Linked DNA regions of Homo sapiens: all the other regions are linked to region 3. Evidence: chromatin contacts called from ENCODE Hi-C or POLR2A ChIA-PET data. All regions are on one chromosome and are shown on one strand. Each heading gives the region's core, a stretch centred on a gene start or an enhancer-like site at or near the end of the contact. The rest is flanking DNA. Distances are from core to core; before and after follow the strand shown. Region 1 overlaps LOC105378075 (a long non-coding RNA gene). Region 2 overlaps ARID1B (AT-rich interaction domain 1B). Region 3 overlaps ARID1B (AT-rich interaction domain 1B). Region 4 has its middle 99 kb from the start of TMEM242.

Region 1 (4,303 bases), core at 1,312-3,811, 220 kb after region 3:
AACCGGTGGGGGCAGCCCAGCCTGGCAGAGCCTTGGAAAAACTCTGAGTTTCCTTCTCTTGGCCTCAGCAATCACTCCTATATAATAATAGCACCATTCAAAGCGCAGGTGATTTTGTTCGCCTGAATTTGTTAACCTACTCAGGCACTCAGCAACTCATGCCAAGCAAAGTGTCACTTAAAGCAGCAGGTGCCCCCAGAATTTTACTGAGGTCAAAATTCGGCCTGGGCAACATGGTGAAACCCCGTCTCTACTAAAAATACAAAGATTAGCTGGGCATTGTGGCACGCGCCTGTAATCCCAGCTACTTGGGAAGCTGTGGCAGGAGAATCGCTTGATCCTGGGAGGCAGAGGTTGCAGTGAGCCGAGATCGCGTCACCGCTCTCCGGGTGTGTGTGTGTGTGTGTGTGTGTGTGTGTGTGTGTGTGTGTGTGTGTGTGTGTAATGGACCTTGGGACGAGCTACAGGAAGCTGTGATGCCAGGTGTGGGCCTTGCACCCAGCTCACCCATGCTGCCCCAGGGCAGCTTCCTTGTCCACACCCCAGCCGCTTTCCAGTTAAACATTTATTCTCAATCGCAGCCCCAGGTCCTTGTGTCTCGAGTTGTCTCACTTGTTTCCCTTCATGTGCCCATCCCTTCCACTGGGGGTAGAGATGGGCAGCGCCTGAGCCCGGGCAAAGAGGTTCATAAGTCATTTCACAAGACGATGAGTTAACTGACTTACTGACAGGCAGAAGTGGATTCGGAGCCAAGTTCCCTCTGATAAATGGAAGAGGGTGCCATGGGGGAAAAGCCTGGTATTTTCTGGAGGGTCTCACGTTACCTTGATAATTTTGAGTGTGGTTTAAGGTTCAACTCTCTGCCTTATAGGATGAGAAACCCCAAATCGTTCTCACCCAGAGACAGAGGGCTTCCTCTCGCAGGGGGCCCAGGGGAAACTGTTAAGGGCTGCAGGATAACAAATTATTAACTAATGGTGAGAAATATTTCGGCTCTACTGTGGGAAATTGCCAATATTTGAATGCTTCTGCCCTATAAAAGTGGCAATTTCATATGGCTCAACACTGCTATCGCCACAGGGGTCTGGGATACTCAGATCCCTTTGACCACAATTGTCCCCTGCAGGTCCCACATGTGGGAAGCCCAATTCTAATCCAAGAGGTTCTTGGTGAGCAATGAACTGCAGCAGGGATTCCGGGGCGAGAGGGTGAGGAACAAACAGGCAGACCCCGCCAGCTGTCAGCTGGGAGCCAGCCTGGCGCCCACCACTCCACCATGATGGTCTTTTGTTGAACAAACACAATTTTCCTGGACACCAACATCGAACAAGGCAACTCTGTGACTGGATAGGGGGAGACAAAAACAAGACCACTTGTTCAAACAAGGTAATCATGTTTGAACACAGACACACACACAGCACACTATTCAAACCACAAAAACAACCACACGTGCCTCCCTCTCACCCAATGTCAATGATGGCTACTTCCTTACCAATGACAGCCTTAGCTCGCTCTATCCTTTCTCGTCTTGGATAAAAACTAGTGATACCCAATTATACCCAATCCAGAGCAACTGCTCCCAAGTCACCTAACGCGAGCTCAACTCCTATAACAAGGTCACCTACCACCCTCTTACTGAGACACCCCAAGTTTCCCTGTGGTGTGCGGTTTCCCCTGTGGCAACAAGTACCCAGAAACCTAACTTTATTCAACTATGTGTTCCTGGTTTCTTTGGCTCATGGGCATTGATAACGGCAACAGGCTCTGGCAGCCTGGACCTGGCCATCTCTGCATTGACGATTGGCCCACCACCACCGCCATAATCACCACCACCGCCACTATAACCACTTCCAGCAGTACCACAATGGCAATCCCCTCACCAGTGTTACTGCCACCCCTACCGGCACAGTCCTCACCACCTCTCCCTAACTGCTAAGTGAGGTATACACATTTTATCCTCCTTTAATTCCATGAGTTAAGAACTGTTGTCTCCACTTTCCCAAATGAAGCTCTTATGGCTCAGTGAGGTGTTACAGACTAAATGTTTGTGTCCTCCTCCACATTCGTGTTGAGATCTTCTTCCCCAGTGTCATGGCGTTAGGAGGTGAGAGCTTTGGGGGAGATTAGGTCATGAGGGTGGGGCCTTCATGAATGGGATTAGTGCCTTTACAAAGGACACAAGGAGAGGACCGTCACCTGCAACTTGGAGGGCCATCACCAGAACTCAGCCAAGCTGCACCCTTTGTTACAGGGGCTTTAACGGACTGAGACACCAGGTTAGGTAACTGGCTCAAGATCGCACAGCTCAGAACTGGCAGAGCAGGGCTTTGGATCCCCAGTCAGCCAAGGACACTCTACTGCTTCCCCTGAAGCAGAAGAAGCCTTTGGGCCACCCCACACCCACCCCAACCCACCCCACTTCTCCCCCGTTCCCACACCCTTCCCTCCTCTCCTTCCCCCTGCTCAGATATGAGCTCCCCGCAGTTGCCTCTGAGACTCTCCAGGGCAGTCCTGGCTGGTCCCATCTGACTTGCAGATTGTTGTGTTTCTTTAAGGTGGCTTTGCACGCATTGTCTCCAGTGCCCTGTGTGTGGATTTCACAACTGAACGTGTGCAGGATGATGTTATTTCCTTCATACCAAGTCCTCCAGTCTATCTCCCTGTTGCCACCATGTGCCAAATGCAGTGAGCACATAAATTCTTTCCAAAGCCAAGAATAGAAACCAAGATTTATGAGTCTCAATCTATTACTGTAACCAGCAGGATCACTTTCTCCCCATATCCTTTATTTCATGGCCATATTTTTCTTTGTAAATGGCACCTTTTTAAGATGCTATATAAAGAGGCCCAATTCAAAGTTTTAAATTCAGATTATTTGGGCTATTTGAGAACATTCTAAGCAGCTGAACTATGGGTTGAAATACCCTTTTTACATGCTTGAATAAGTCCAAACAGCTTAAAGGATTTCCTTCAAGTTTTCAGAAAAAAAAAAGATTTACTTCTAGACTGAGGAAAAAAAATATGATAAACTTCTGCACAAAAGCAATGCCCTGAGAGAGAAATCACTTATGTGGCTGTGAAAATCAGGGGCTTTGTAGAAAATGCAGCCCAGCCTACAAGCAGAGGTCCCCTGGGCTCTTAATGCAGATGTCAAGGGTGTTTGCAGAGAAGCAGGCTCAGGTGGGTTTAGGGGGTGTCTGAAGGCCGAGATCTCTTCTTCCAGTGTGTGTTTATGCTAAACCCCAGAGATAAGGATTAGAGGTCGGGCAAGGTGGCTCATGCCTGTAATCCCAGCACTCTGGGAGGCCAGGGAGGGCGGATCACTTGAGGCCAGGAGTTCAAGACCAGGCCTGACCAACATGACAAAACCCGTTCTCTACTAAAAAATACAAAAATTAGCTGGGCATGGTTGCACATGCCTGTAACCCCAGCTACTCCAGAGGCTGAGGCAGGAGAATCGCTTGAACCCGGGAGATGGAGGTTGCAGTGAGCTGAGATTGTGCCACTGCACTCCTGGGAGACAGAGCAAGACTCTGTCTCAAGAAAAAAAAAAAAGGATTAGAAACAGAAATCATGCTCACTATAAAGTAGTTTAAATTGTTATTGATTCTGTTGAGTGTGAATGGGGAGCTTTTCAGTTAGGGCATGGGGGTGGCAGGTGGCACAGTTCACGGGAATGGCAGTAGCATTCCTGGTGCTCCAGGGAATTTCTCCTTTTATTGCTAGTGAGGCTGCACTGTGGTCTAGAAGCAGCTTCCAAAAATCTTCAAAAGACACATCACTGAGATGGTGGCTGCTCACTCTCTGAGCTCCTGCGTGCATAAAAACACTTCCCCGCTGCAGCTGTGGAAGCAACGGTGCTGCGGTTTGCTGTCTGCACCCCGGGATCTGCCTGCGGCACTTACCTGCTCCCAGGCCACTCCTGAGAGGAACGCTTTCCAGACTCGGGGTCCTCTCCTGATTGGGGACGGTTGGGGGGGGCGGGGGCGGTGCTTCACAATGTCCTCTCTGATCAGCTGTGAAAATGAGTCCGTGTTAAACAAACAGCATTGTTCCATGTGAGCGGCATGGAGGCCTCACCCTGTCCATGAACTGCTGGAGACAAGAGTGGCCATGCTATTGTCTTTCTTGAGAAAAACCTTTAAACCAGGTTCAAGGGTTCCTTAAGCCTTGGGTGGGTATCCGATTACTTTTCTTTTCCCCCAATGCGTCATTAAAAAAATTGGCTCCATAGAACACTTGTCTCATCTGTTTAGCTCACAGACAACCCCCACTCTCCCCGCAAGAAAGACAAACCCCAGTC
Region 2 (4,746 bases), core at 70-2,569, 180 kb after region 3:
GGCCAAGAACCATGTCAATCGAATGCTGATGTTGCTTGTTTATCCTCTGTGGGATGTTCTGAATACTAATCAGAGGTCTGGACTATCTGGAAGTACACACAGGGTTTCTGCATTATTTTTGAAGTACTTTTAACACAGGAAGGAAGATAATAGATCTGAGTTATATTAGGAAAAATTACTCAAAAAATATCAAGAACAAATTGACTTAAAATCTTTTTCAGTGATTAGAAAATTAAAGATATTAATAATTTGAAAGACATCAATCACTGGACATTAAGGAGATGTAGATTGAGAGACCAGGGCAGGAGAATCACTTGAACTCAGGAATTCGAGACCACCCTTGGACAACCTAGCAAAACCTCGTCTCTACTAAAAAGAAAAAAAATTAGCCAAAAGTGAGATTCATTTCTGTAGTCCCAGCTATTCAGGAGGCTGAGGTAGGAGGATCACTTGAGCCCAGGAGATCAAGGCTTCAGCAGTGACTGTGCCACTGTATACACACACACACACACACATATTCCTTTATATATATCTATCCATTTATATATAATGCATGTGTATCTATATCCCTTTATATATATATATAGATAGATATAAATATAGATATATAGATATATATAGAATATGTGTGTGTGTGTATTTATATGGGGTTGCAGAGGGAGAGAAGGAGACACAGACACTGAGCACCATTTTATATATAGAAATATATACACACACACACACGTGTATTGTGTGTTTATGTGTGTATATGTATGTTTAAATAAATACATCTAAATTTTCTAAAAATCTCCCAGTGCGGGTTATATAGCATTTGTCTTCAACCTAGGGAAATTTACATGTTTATTTTTAAAAGTAATTTTGATTTTTTTATTGTAAAAACAGTATGTAGCTATCTTAGAAAATTTTAAAACAGATAAAATAAAAGTGGAAAAGCCACGGTGTCTCCCCCTCATGCAATGATTCTTGGTGCCTGGAGAATGCCCCCAGCCTCCAGGCAGCTCCAGGGATCTGGCCGAGCTGGGTCTCATGGCAAATCTTCCAAACTTTCTACCTGATCATTTTGTTTCCTTCAGTAGCAGGAATAGGGAAAACAACAAATTACTTCCCATTCTGTGGCTCCAGCCATACTCCTGAGAAATCTGAGCCATCAAAGTGCTAATATTTATCACAGCATGTTCTGAGGGCAGGAGCACAGGACTAGAGGAAAGCAGCCTGGGAAGCCAAGGCCGTGTGTCTGAGGAGGCTGTCTTGGAGTTAAATTTTGCTTCCATGTTCTGCATACTTGGCGGCCTTCCAGGACGCCACCTTGAGACACTCGTGAGTGGTGAAGCCAAAAGAAGACAAATACCACTTTTGGGTTTGACTCATTTATTAAAAGCTCTGATACCACATTGCAGACTCTGTAGGGTGGCTGAAAGAAATAACCCGGCCATGAGAAAGGACCATCTGTGCTCAACCACTCCACCTCCAGAAGCACTTTCGGCCCCTGCGTGACCAACAAAGCGAGATCTGAAACCACAAAAGTTTCTCGTTACAGCTATGGCCTCCATTTAAAATCGGAAATGATCACGCTTAACTGTCCTTGAGAGCATTTGTTTAAAGTCAATATTTAACTTAACACTCCACTTATTTTTTCTTACTCTTTCGTTAACTTTCGTTCTTTCATGCATAGAGTCAACATTCATGATATCCTTGTTCTTCCCCATCTTCAGTTACTCCTGAGGCGTGGCGTGTGATGATGTCCCTTAAATCAGGTCTTTTGGCTGAGAGTACGTGGGCTTTGGACACTATTAATATTCTTCTGTATGATGACAGCACTGTTGCTACTTTCAATCTCTCCCAGGTAAGCCAGCATAGTCCAACTAACAACCAAATTAGGATAGGAGAGCATCAGGCCATGCACATTTGTGCTTGAACTAATGCCTGAGTTGATGAGCACTGACCGTCCAACACTGTTAATCACTGCAGTTGTTATCAACCAGCCTTAATCAATGTAGAGTTATCTGGGATAATATTCACTGTAGTCTTTAGTGTGTGTACACACACATACCTCTATTTCTTATGAGAGAACAGTGACTGTGTGTGTATGTGTATATGGGATAGATGACAGTAGTAACATTAAATTGTTCAGAATGAATATTAGCTGGCCAATGGGAAGAAATCAAAATGTAACATTAAGTTGTGACTGGAGTCAGCATTGGAAACACAGTTGGTTGCAATGGGACATAACCCTGCTTTCCAGGAGGACTTGACATCTTCTTTTCATTAAAAAGATATTCAAGATTTAGAAATTTTATATTCTATACATTTATAGAATGTATAAATATATATAGAAGGAGAGAGAGCAGTTTAATGAACCCCCATGTACCTGTCAGTCAGCTAAAATAGTTATGAACTCATGGCTAAACTTACTTCTTAGTCTATGCTCTCTCATTTCTGCCTCTCTCCAGGTTATTTTGAAGCAGTCATGTAAAAGCCTACTACTTTTAATGAGCTTAAACCCCTCCTTTGTTCAGAGGTAGGCTTCAGGTAGCTTCCAGCATAATAGCTAGAAGAGAGGAGCACTGAAGTTTGGGGAAAATGCCCGAGTCCACTGGGCTATAGACTTTTAAAGAAATATTTAGAAATAAAAAATGGAAAAAGGTCATTTTCCCTATAGTATACAAACAACTCTCTACTTTGAGTGCAAAAACTAAAACACTTAATTTCCTTGCTTCTAAGGAAATAAGACCAGAATCTTCTACTTCTTTCTTCTCTCATTTAAGCCCTCATTATCAGCCTAGAAAGGCAATTTTTCAATTGCTAGAAAGTTTATTAATAAGGTCATAAACATTGTACGAGTTCTGTGTTAACAGAAAATAAGTATTTAAAAACTGTATACTGCATTTGCTAGAGTAATGCGCTTTCATCCTTATGTTAGGTGAACTGTTGTTGATCACATATTTGCATAACCAGAATTGCTTTATTAACTTTCCCTTTTCCCCTGGAAAAAAAAGGGAAAATGCCCTTGGAACATTGTGCCTTCAGCACACTAAAAGCAGTTCTTTCTAGTTGGTGCTGGGGGCTTCCCCTGACTTCTTAAAAATTGTTCCAACTCTACTTTCAAGAAACTGACAGTAGGATATGAAGGTATAGCTGATTTCCAGAACATCTACCGGGAAAGAATCCTTGTTAGAATCCTTGTTACTTACTCTTTAGAGTTCCTAAACATGGTGGGGGGTGTTGGGAGAGAGGGCAGTTGCTAATCGTGAAGTGTATTGGTTTTTTCTTGGTACAGTTGCTTAAAGGAAACCAAACTTGTTCTTGTAGTCAGTGGTTCTCTCATAGTGGTTTTTGCCTTTCAGCTAGAGTCATAAATAACTGAAATGTAAAATTGCATTTTATGAAACATTTTAATTTATTTATCATAGGCTAAATTGATTTGTTTTTAATTTTCAGTGTTCATGAGCTACCACATTGCTGAAATTATCTTCTCCAAAAGATATATAGAGAACATAAATTAGGGTGACCTATGGTACCTGAGACAAAAATAACCATAAAATCCTAAGAATAACAACCATAAAAATCCCGGCAAGCAAGTCTCAGATAAATAATAGAAGAGAACAGAGTCACTTTGGGCAAAAGAGTCTATAAAATCCATGTTCCCACTCTTCTAATAATGAGTACATTGTCTCTAAATCAGGAACAGAAAGGTAAAGAACAGCAAGGCACTCCCTCAGTGATAAGATTAGAGATATGAGAATAAAAAGTAAGTTTTCGTGTAGATAGTCTAAGCAAGGAAGCAGCAAATAAGGAACATGCTAAACATCGGTTTAGTTTATACTGTAAAATTCAGGAAGTTCGCTGGACCTGAAGGGTAGTTTATCTTTCATGGTCCAGCCAAAAAGGGAGACAAACGTGTGACAATGATGGAAAGGTATTGACGGGTCTCAGGATCTTTACCCTCCTCGGTCATATCTGATGTCATGACATTGTACCTGTTCTTTCTTTCTTCTCCTCCTCCTCCTCTCCAGTTGTCTGGATTTCTCGAACTTTTAGTCGAGTACTTTAGAAAATGCCTGATTGACATTTTTGGAATTCTTATGGAATATGAAGTGGGAGACCCCAGCCAAAAAGCACTTGATCACAACGCAGCAAGGAAGGATGACAGCCAGTCCTTGGCAGACGATTCTGGGAAAGAGGAGGAAGATGCTGAATGTATTGATGACGACGAGGAAGACGAGGAGGATGAGGAGGAAGACAGCGAGAAGACAGAAAGCGATGAAAAGAGCAGCATCGCTCTGACTGCCCCGGACGCCGCTGCAGACCCAAAGGAGAAGCCCAAGCAAGCCAGTAAGTTCGACAAGCTGCCAATAAAGATAGTCAAAAAGAACAACCTGTTTGTTGTTGACCGATCTGACAAGTTGGGGCGTGTGCAGGAGTTCAATAGTGGCCTTCTGCACTGGCAGCTCGGCGGGGGTGACACCACCGAGCACATTCAGACTCACTTTGAGAGCAAGATGGAAATTCCTCCTCGCAGGCGCCCACCTCCCCCCTTAAGCTCCGCAGGTAGAAAGAAAGAGCAAGAAGGCAAAGGCGACTCTGAAGAGCAGCAAGAGAAAAGCATCATAGCAACCATCGATGACGTCCTCTCTGCTCGGCCAGGGGCATTGCCTGAAGACGCAAACCCTGGGCCCCAGACCGAAAGCAGTAAGTTTCCCTTTGGTATCCAGCAAGCCAAAAGTCACCGGAACATCAAGCTGCTGG
Region 3 (4,920 bases), core at 1,886-4,385:
AGAAGGATTGCTTGAGCCCAGGAGTTGGAGACCAGCCTGGGCAACATGAGACACCATCTCTACAAAAAAAAAAAAAAAAAAATTAGCTGGGCATGGTGTCATGTGCTTGTAGTCCCAGTTACTCAAGGGGCTAAGGTGGGAGGATAGGTTGAGCCCAGGAGGTTGAGGCTGCAGTGAGTCATGATAGTGCCATGGCATTCCAGCCTGGGCAACAGAGCAAGACCATGTCTCTAAATAAAAGTAAAGTAATAAGTAAAATGGAAACTGACTTGTTTTTAGTAGGAAAGAATGTCTAAACAAAAAGTAGTATGCTTTTTTTTTTTTTTTTTTTTTTGAGATACAGTCTTGCTCTGTTGCCCAGGCTGGAGTGCAGTGGTACAACCTCGGCTCACTGCAACCTCTGCTTCCCAGGTTCAAGTGATTGTTCTGCCTCAGCCTCCCAACAGCTGGGACTACAGGCATGTGCCACTACACCCAGCTAATTTTTGTATTTTTAGTAGAGACAGAGTTTCACCATATTGGCCAGGCAGGTCTCGAACTCCTGACCTCATGATCCTTCCGCCTTGCCCTCCAAAAGTGCTGGGATTACAGGCGTGAGCCACCGTGCCCGGCATAACTATTTCCTTTTTATGATAAAACTCTGCTTCCTGGAGATACTTGTCAAAAATTATTACCCATCTACATGTGAGACCTTCAGGTCTCAGCCTTACTCTTCGTTTACTAATCTGAAGTTTTGGATTTCTGGCGTATGAGAATTTCTGGTTTCCAGCACATCTCTTTCATTTCTGCTTAAATTTAGTAGCTAAATTAATCTGTAGCAAACTTTTCTATGGATTTTTGCAGGTGGGAAAATATACATAAATTCACAATGGATGGACCTTGCCTTCATAGAGGTTAAAAGGAAAATAGACATATATGTGATTATATATACAACAGTAAAATTCTATCAGTCCAGTGCAGTAGTACATAAAGTGCAGTACATTCCAACCATGGGGGGTCAGGGAAGACTTGGAAGCATGACCTCAAAGGGCAAATGTACAGGGAAAGTGAAGGGATCTGTATGAATAAAGGGCTGAAAAAAAATACGGTAGGCTCAGCACAGAAATCATGACAGGGTGCTTCATATTCCAATAATGAGTTGAGGTAAGGGGTGATATCATATGGCAGATTAGGAACAGATTCTCCAAAGCCCTTTATCCCGAGGTAAGAAGTCTAGACCCAGTTCTGTTGGTCTGAGGGATATTAAGCAGAATGACATGTTCAAATCTGTTATCTGAAGAGGACACTGGGGGCACTGTGAGGGAGAATGGGTTGGAAAGAGCCTGGTGTCAAGGAAACCAGTTTCACAGTATTCTAGGCTTAGGAGGAGAGATGCGAGTCTCAGTTAAGGCATTGGTAATGGGAATGGAGGCTAGTCTGTATTTCAGGAATGGTCAGATGATGTTTATAGCCAGCATCTGGTAAGTGCTGATTTCATTCTCATAACAACCATCAGAGCAGACTGTCGTCATATACATGAAGAAGCTGAGGCCCAGAGATGCTAAGAAACTTGTCTAACTTCTCCAAAGCCACTGCTTGGAGGAGTTAAATTTAGTTCTGTTTAGTGTTACCTGAGTCCATGTTTCACTTCCTATTTCTCTCTAGATTTGGAGGAAAAAGCAGTTCTGAAATTGTAAAATTTCTAGCCTGGTGGCTTTTGCTTTCATTAAGGAAGGAGGGAAGAACTTGTCCATTAAATGTTGGTACTCCTGAAGGTTCTGTTTTAGGCTCTATCGTCCTTTGTGATGCCTTTTTATGATAAAACTCAGTCATCCACGCTCACTCAACTGTCATCTAATTGCCTGCGAATCCATGTTCTTTAGTCTCCTGCAACTTGTGCCATGACCTGTATTTCCTGCTGCCAGCGGGTCACCTCCGCGGATATACCACAAGCATGTCAAATTGCCGAGGACACAACCATGCCATTCATTCTTCCCACCAAGCCAAAAGAAAATCTGGGTGTATCTGGACGACTCCTGTCTTCCCCTTCATATGCAGCCATTATGTTTCTAGAGCTAGAACCATCTGAAAATCTTAAGTCCTTTAGGGTTTTTTCGCCCCCTGCCTTTCTCTTTTAGCAAAGATAAATAAAAAGTGAAACAAATTGGCACAACTTGGAGGATGAAGAAGTAGCAAAAGACAAAGCTGTTAGAGGGATAGGAGAAAGTCATTTCAGGAAGGAGGGAATAGACATAACAAGCAAATTTGCCGTTCAGGAAATGTTTTATTTAAGAAAATTAATAATATTTAGAAAATAAATTGGATGGAAATAAATTTTTAACATTCCTTCTCTGATGAAGAACTGACCTAAAATGTAGTTAGTTCTTTATTCTTGCTTTTTAACCTTGTAGATAACATCATGTTAGTCATTTACCCCCATACAAGTTGAGCACTCTGTAAGGGATGTAATTTAAACATGTCTCAAAACCAAAAACCAGTCCATGGGCAGATCTTTTTATTGCGATAATATATAACTACATAACTGTAAATTGGAACCTAAAAATATATATTTAATATGAAATTAATTTTTTTTAATTAACCCAAACTTTAACTTTTTTATAAGGGGTTGTGTTTGAATGCTTTAGCCACTAGGCATGTGTTTTTCTTTCTGATGCTGTTGGAGCTATAAATAGTAGGTAGAACTGAATGAGATGGCATCACATAAACAACAGCCTAGCTTGGTCATTTCTCCTACTCAGATCGCGAGTCAAAATATTAAACAGTGGTGGTTTCAAACTATATGTAATTTCCTCAAAATTATGCTTCTCTAATATTTTTTCCATCGCTTTTTCCTCACCAAAGATTTGTTACCTCTCCCCTTATATAACTCTTGGTCATAACTCAATAAATTATTTTTTTAAGGAGTGGTACGTGAGTTTATGCTGTACGTGGTTTCTTTGGCTGATCTACTTGAGTCCTTAATTTTCTTACAAAAAGTAACCTGGAACTTATGGCTAGAAACGATACATTCTTACAATATTAATGGCCGAAGGAACGTTACTTCTTTGCAGAATTCGATAAAGAAATGAGAAATTCGGGGACCCGGAAACTTTTAGCGCTTGCCCTGAACAGCGGCCCGGAATCTCCCGCCCACCCGTCCCTGCCCGGATGCCTGCGCGGCGGCGGCGTCCTTCCCTCCTCGGCTGCGCTTTTACTCTTGGTCAGGGCCCGCTTGAGAGAGGGGGATTTTAGAGAGAGGGTGTGAAGGACGCAGGACCGCTTTCAGGCCGCCAGCTCTCAGGCCTCGCTTTCCGGTCCTCACTGCGCGTCCACACCTCGCCTTGGTTTCTTTTGTTTTATTCAAGCCCCGGCCCCGCGGTACAGCGGGGAGACTCGCCCGCGCCCACGGAAGAAGCCGAGCTCCTCCGAAGGGAGAACCAGTGATTCCACGGACCCCGGAATCCCCCGGGAGTGGGACCACCAGGCAGCGGGCGGAATTAACCCTGCCGCGGAGGCGCTGGGCGAGGATGAGGGCGGCGAGCGCGGAGGGGACCGAGTCACACAGCAGCCCGGCGGCCTCTGCCGGCAGGCCCCGCTCGCTCCTTTCGGCCCGACCCGGGCGGGGGTTCCGGTGCCGCCCTCCCTACCCCGCACGTAGGCTCGTGGGGGCGGGGACAGGGGGACGAAAACAACCGCGTCCTCAGCCTGACTGAACAGGCTCGGACTCCTCCGACGGCGCCGCGCCGCGCACAGATGAGCCTTTGTGGGACCCCGCGGAAGGAGGCGCCGGCCGCAGCCACATTCCTTTCCGGGCAAGCGCGGCCGCCGCCTGCAGGCACCGTCCGCCCCGCGCGCCCGCAGGCTCCTCCTGGAGGCGGGAGGCGGCGGCCGCTCGCACAGCGTGTTTTCTAAAGTTTCTGCTGACACAGCTTCGCGTACACATGAGCCGGCGCGGCCAGACTCACGCAGGCACCGAGTGTTTCCCCTGCGCCGTCTCGCGCCGCCGCCCCGCTACCTCGCCGCGCGCCCCTAACCTCTGCGTCCCGCGTGGCGCGCCCAGCGCTTAAGGTTTTATTTTTCCCCTACTTCCTTTGGTGCATCTCTTTCCCCCTCTCAAAACCACCACCCAAACTTAAAGGCTGGATGAGTTGGAACCCGTTCGCGTAATTAAAACGAGTGGCTGACGGTGGAAAAGCCAGGAACTACAGACGAAGGACGCCAGCAGGGCCGCGGAGCCCAGGCCGCCAAGAACAGGGCGGGGAGGCGGGGCGGGGCCGCGGAAGGGGGCGAGGTGGAGGGGCGGGGCCGGCGGGAGGTGGGCGGGGCGAGGCTGGCAGGCCGCCGCCATTGGCTGTTACCCGACGCACCGAGGCTGGGCGGCTTAGCCAGGCACTTGGATTCTATTTGTGTAATAGCTGCTTCTTGGAGCCAAGTGCATGCTCATCAACCTTCCTTGCTGGGAAAACCAACTCACAGCATTTTTTAAAAGCCGAGAAACGCCTAGGCTTGTAAAGTTTCATCTCCTGCCTGTGCTTTCCTGTTCTTAATTAAATGCTGAAGAGTCTTGTCGGGATATTACTTTTCATCCTGTCTCTGCCATGGAGACTTTGGGATCACTGGGTGGTCTCTTGGTCACTTGCAGGTGTTTTAGGTAGGATGTTGCAATCTGCAATCTAGGAACATTTGACGACTTTTTCAAGTAAGCTAAACAACACATGAAACTATAGTAGATTAACCAAGACATGCATTTAATCCAACTAGTAGCAATCAGCGACGGCCACTTTGGTTTTACACTTTTTGTTCACTCTGTGAACTATATAATTTGACCATAAATTCTAATTTGTTCTCTTGTTGATAATTCTTATGCAGATAACTTATAACTTATGTGTGTATTTTTATCAGACTCAAAGCAACTTAATTTTGGAATTCTGCAAATTTAAT
Region 4 (4,751 bases), core at 1,869-4,368, 200 kb after region 3:
CACACTCTTTTGCCGGTTGGCAGGGCTGGAGAGAGTGGGCTGGAGTCACTCTGACCTGGCCTCTTGGGTCACTGTCCTCATCTCAGGCAGGGTTGTCCCAGCGGCTCTCACATGACTCTATGGCTTTGCCCACCTTAGAGAGTGGTTCACACGGTGGTTGCCCCCACCTGGCCCTGGCCTGGTTCCTCTTGTCGTTTCTTCAAGATGAGCCTCCTCCCAGCCCTCCTGGGTGGCTCCTGCCATGTGGGGCCCAGTTCTCTTGCTCCTTTTCCTCAATAGAGAAAACAGTCAGAAGCCGTGTTCTGTGTATATGGCATAGGTCACATCCCTTGTCCACCCAGACCCCAGCTGTGAGGGCAGGGCCTTTGCCCAGCTCGGAGCTGGGGTGGGGCTGGGCCCCTGGAAGGCAAAGCACATAGCAGTGGGAAGGTGAAGACCCTCCAGGAAAACAGCTGCCCGCGCTTGTGGGTGTGTTTTCTCCTTAGCTTACTGGGCATCGATTGATTTTACTGTTAAGGAGAGAAGGCAGTGTTTCCCCTTTCCTCAGTGACATTGTGGGGCCATTTATGAGCTGTGGTTTTCCTGCCTGCCTTTTTGGGAGGGAGTGGCTCTGTCTGCCCCAGTGCAAGGCAGCTTGGGGAACACAGATGAGTCGCCAGGGAGGACTCCTTGAAGGGCAGTGGTGAGGCAGGAGGACCGCCCAGGGGCCCTCCAGGTGACGAGCAGCTCCTGATTGGTCTGAGGAGGCCCCTATGCATCGCTCTCTGGTCCGTGGAGCGAAGCGACAGCTGCAACCTTTGTGCAGAAAACACAGAGAATCCCGCTGGTGTCACAGGGCCGGGGATCTTTAGTACTCATGGGCACCGAAACAGCCCAAATGCCCTGGGGGCAGGCAAACCCCCAGAGCTGATTTGGAAGGAGGTCTCCCCCAGTACCAGAGGAAAGCGCTGGGCACCCCCCCCCCGCGTGGTGGCAGTGGACTGTGACTGCTGGTGCCCCTCCGTGTCACTCCCTCTGGTCCCCCGCAAGCTCTTGGCACTCATGTCCAGGAGGCTCCCATTGCTCAGCGGATGTTGAGGGAGCACTTTGTACTAAAAGCGTGCTGGGGCAAAACGACTTCTTGATCTCTTCATGTTTTAGGCAGCTCCTCCCGTTATGGGCCCCAAGAGCGCTGCTACCTCCCAAGGGAACACAGAGAAGGTGGCTGGCGTCTGTCCTGCGCAGCGAACGGTGGTCCGGGGATGCTCCTGGACGGGGTGGAGCAGATGGATGACAGAGAAGTTGGGGGGCCCTGAGGAACAAGAGAAGCTGTGTTGGTGGCAGCAAAGGAAGACACCAGCCTGAAGGAGGTGCGGGACAGACAGGTGCTGGATGGAGTGCTGCGTGGGGATGAGGATGTTATTTTTGACAAAATGAAGGGGAACATTCAGGCGGTCATTAGCGAGCATGGTAATGGGCTTGTCGCTTATGCTCGGTGACAAGCTGTAGTGGCTTCTAATTTCTCCTGCACCTCCAATTACCCTTCAGGAGCAAGACCGTCCTCACGGTCAAGCCTTTCCAGCCAGCAGATCCAAGCAAGGAATAAGATCTATGCAGCTTCCATGTGTCTCTGGGAGAGAAGATTGATAAAAGCAATCAGAAATTTCCGGAATTGCCTGGAGAAGAGAAGGCCAGCGGGAGGGGAGGGGGCGAAGATGAGGAAGGAGAGGGCACAAGTTAATAACACCTGTCACGTTGCCGAGGGGATGCTGAGGGCCACAGCTGGGCTCTGTTTCGGCTTCGAGCGGAACAAAGAAGAAAGGGCAGCTGCTCCAGCAGCGAGGAGGTGGCTGGACATGAGGAAGTCTGTGGCTGACGGGCTTCGGGGAGGCCTCCAGGGAGCTGCAGTCCCTGGGGACAGCACCCCGGTGCAGGTGGCTCCGGTGGCCCCTGGGTTTGGCGCCCAGCACATTCCCTTGACACAGCATGGCTATTTAAGGCCCAGGCCAGCATCCCATCGGGTGCTTTTAGCCGCCTGCGTCTCCTGCGCCTTTGGGGCTTCTGGGGCCTTCGTGACAGCAATCACCAGGCCTTTCATCCCCGTGGCTCAGAGCATCCCCCTCAGGGGAGCGGCAGCCTTGGAGGGGGTGAGTGGGGAGGGGTGAGTGGGGAGCGGCTGAGGGGGGCCGGCGGGCCCGCTCCGTTGTCCCCTGCAGCGGCAGGCGCTGGAGAACTCGGCTGCAGTCATTAGAGCCGGGAGTTGGCGACTGTTGGGGCCTTGTGTGGGGATGAGCTGTTAGGACTTTCCTGCCTTTAAAGAACAGGGACTGGTAAAATCGTATATATGAAATCAAAGCAAAGAGGAACCTGTTTTAGAGGTGAACAAGAGAGAGCTCAGAGAAGCGCATTAGGGACATATGGCATTTGTCAATCAAACGCAGAGCAACCTTCAAAAAGCCATTAGAAGGCAGCCCCATGCCGGTTCCGCCATTTGTGCCGGCTGAGGGCTCCCCCGTCCCGCAGGCCCCACAGACGCTCTGTTTCTGGGACTAATTAGCCTTCCAGAGGGCAATCAAGGGCCTCTGCTGGAACTTTCTTAGGAACTGAGCCGTTAGATGGCTTCAAATGGACACCACTAGAAACAGGCAGGAGCCAATTAGGCAGCGGCTCCCTCCCGGGGCCCGGCCAGGCTGCAGAGCGAGCCAGGAGGCTCCAGCAGCCTCTTGGTGCTCCCTCTCTCTGACAACGCTCCTGCCTCGTTCCTCCCCACATCCCCAATCCTTGCACTGAGATCATTAACCTTCAGGGCTCCACGAGGGCAGGCATTGGGTCTGCTTTACTCGCTGCTGGGTCTTCGGAGTCTGGAAGGGTGCCTGGCACGGAGCAGGTGTTCACTCAGTGTGGCCAAATGTCTGGGTTTTGTCCCAGCGGAACGAATCACGTGGGATTTCCTTTGCGGAGCATACTTTTAACAGGCCAGCCATGTCCACTCCCGCTTGAGTTGGACACGATTTAGGCATAGGGAAAAGGGGCGTTAGTGCCGTCTTGCCACACTCGCCAGCCAGGCCCACTGGCCTCGTCCCTGAGTTTCCCAGGGGAAGTGGGTGCCAGAGACCATCCAGTGCCCCCACACCCAATGAGTCTGTCGACTGAGTGCCGCAACCAGGTCCCAGCTAGGGGCCCGCAGGCTGCCCTTGGCCTGGGACACCATTGCGTTTTCCCGCAGGACCTGCCCACCGCTGACCTACCGCATCCGCTGCTGGCCTCCACCTGCTAGCCCAGGCCAGGGCCCAGGGTGTGGGTGCTGGACACGTCGAGGGGCACAGGGAGCCAAGACTGCCTCATCCAAGCCCCAGAGCCTGCAGCTAACAAGCTAACAGGGAGACGGTATGTAGCAAACAGTCACACAAATAGTTCTTTCCCTCACTCCTTGTGTCCTCCTATTCACCCTCCCTTCTTTGTCCTTTTCTTAAAATTAGAAGCTAAAAATATGTCCATTGTAGAAACTTAGAACAGTACAAGAGCATAGAGAAACAAAGTTAAAAATATCAGTTACCTGTAATTCTGGCATCCAGAAATATCCACTTTAATAAGGTGTTCAATTTTGTAAGCAAACTTTAAATTTTATTATATCCTAAGCCTCTTCATGTCATTAATTTTTCTAAAATTTGAGCCTTTGTGGCTGCCTAGGGCCCCATTTATTTCACCCATCCCCAGTTGTTGGACATTCATGTCTCTTCCACATTTTCACCCTCATAAAAAAATGCCGCCACAAACATCCCAGAAGATAAATCTTTGTCACAATCTCTAATTAATTCATTAAGATAAATTCCAGGGAGTGAAAAACAGTGTTTCAAATGGTATGACTATTTTTAAAGCTATCTGGACATGTGGCCAAGTTACACTCTTGGGAACGTCATGGAAAATCCCAGCAGAAGTCTAAGAAAGGATCTAGATCCAGCTCCTTGAACCCAGCCAGCACTGGGTTATCTTCCCGCTTTGCGAAATTTGTCCTGTTTTCATTTCCTTGTCAGCAAGATTGAATTTTTTTTTTGTATGTTCCTAACCCATCTATATTTTGTTTTCTGGAAATTTTCTATTTGTATCCTTTGTCAATATTTTTTTTACCAGACTACTAATCTTTTATGAAAGTTTATTGTTTGAATTATAATCATTAGAAATTTCTCCTTTGTCACTTTTTCCCTCCCCTCCCACCCCCACCCCCAGCCCCAGTTCTGTGTTTCAGACCTCAGTGTCTTTATCTACAAAATGAATCGCTGGGCCAAACCACCTCCTGACTCCAAAAGTCTTTTCAAGAGCTCAAGCCGGCTGTGTTCTGCCAGATATGTCTGGTATAATCCTCCCTCATCTGCAGCCCGGTTCAGGTCTCCCAGCCCTTAGCATAGCTCCAGGAAACTTGAATTCCAATGCCTGCCTGAGTTTGAGTTTCACACTTGAATAACCAAGTCAGGTTTGCTAATCAGGCTTGCAGGTGTGAGTGGGAGCTGGTCCCTCCCAGAGGAGGGTCAGGGTGTCCACACCAGGAACCTCTAAGGCTGGGCAAGGCCGAACTGCTGCAGAAATGCAAGGCATGGCCCAACCACCCCCATTTATTGGTTGAGGAAATAATTCTGTGACATGAAAGAATTTATCTCTAAATATGAAAAGGAGATTTCAGAACAATGTGAGCCATTCATGCACACACGTGCATGCACACCCACACGTGCATGCACACACACACGTGGAGACTGGGGTCGTGCACACCCACACAT

Evidence for each region. A loop is a pair of places that touch in the nucleus more often than their neighbours do. ChIA-PET counts read pairs that join two places held with the same protein, here RNA polymerase II (POLR2A). Pooled maps may share reads with other maps.
Region 1: a loop to region 3 is called in a map of ascending aorta, with 2.8 times the contacts of the local background. The contact joins two enhancer-like sites. A Hi-C loop is called at or near these places in 2 of 168 maps with a recorded cell type or tissue (ascending aorta and natural killer cell) and 10 of 50 pooled maps. POLR2A ChIA-PET finds 5 or more read pairs at or near these places in 2 of 52 experiments (CD4-positive, alpha-beta memory T cell and H1).
Region 2: a loop to region 3 is called in a map with no recorded cell type, with 6 times the contacts of the local background. The contact joins two enhancer-like sites. A Hi-C loop is called at or near these places in 3 of 37 single-sample maps with no recorded cell type and 4 of 50 pooled maps. POLR2A ChIA-PET finds 5 or more read pairs at or near these places in 4 of 52 experiments (activated CD4-positive, alpha-beta T cell, activated T-cell and activated naive CD4-positive, alpha-beta T cell).
Region 4: a loop to region 3 is called in a map with no recorded cell type, with 6 times the contacts of the local background. The contact joins two enhancer-like sites. A Hi-C loop is called at or near these places in 1 of 168 maps with a recorded cell type or tissue (natural killer cell), 3 of 37 single-sample maps with no recorded cell type and 13 of 50 pooled maps. POLR2A ChIA-PET finds 5 or more read pairs at or near these places in 3 of 52 experiments (CD4-positive, alpha-beta memory T cell, activated CD4-positive, alpha-beta T cell and activated T-cell).

The regions. Positions count from the first base shown.
Region 1 is chr6:157,241,775-157,246,077 of GRCh38, forward strand. All of the region lies in intron 1 of LOC105378075 (a long non-coding RNA gene), which reads left to right. Among named protein-coding and RNA genes, the nearest start is that of TMEM242, 80 kb to the right of the region's middle. Within about 2 kb of position 2,562, at least 4 of the 41 ENCODE cell types and tissues checked have a DNase peak (open chromatin) inside an H3K27ac peak, as active enhancers do; they include ascending aorta, where a contact is called at or near this core.
Region 2 is chr6:157,202,154-157,206,899 of GRCh38, forward strand. ARID1B (AT-rich interaction domain 1B) reads left to right here. Exons shown (of 20, transcript NM_001374828.1): 19 at 1,713-1,843; 20 at 4,014-4,746. Among named protein-coding and RNA genes, the nearest start is that of TMEM242, 120 kb to the right of the region's middle. Within about 2 kb of position 1,320, at least 2 of the 41 ENCODE cell types and tissues checked have a DNase peak (open chromatin) inside an H3K27ac peak, as active enhancers do.
Region 3 is chr6:157,017,901-157,022,820 of GRCh38, forward strand. All of the region lies in intron 4 of ARID1B (AT-rich interaction domain 1B), which reads left to right. Among named protein-coding and RNA genes, the nearest start is that of MIR4466, 240 kb to the left of the region's middle. RefSeq lists an enhancer at 1,194-1,243 and silencers at 3,466-3,985, 4,286-4,375. Within about 2 kb of position 3,136, at least 40 of the 41 ENCODE cell types and tissues checked have a DNase peak (open chromatin) inside an H3K27ac peak, as active enhancers do; they include ascending aorta, where a contact is called at or near this core.
Region 4 is chr6:157,222,526-157,227,276 of GRCh38, forward strand. No RefSeq gene overlaps it. Among named protein-coding and RNA genes, the nearest start is that of TMEM242, 99 kb to the right of the region's middle. RefSeq lists an enhancer at 4,449-4,751. Within about 2 kb of position 3,119, at least 12 of the 41 ENCODE cell types and tissues checked have a DNase peak (open chromatin) inside an H3K27ac peak, as active enhancers do.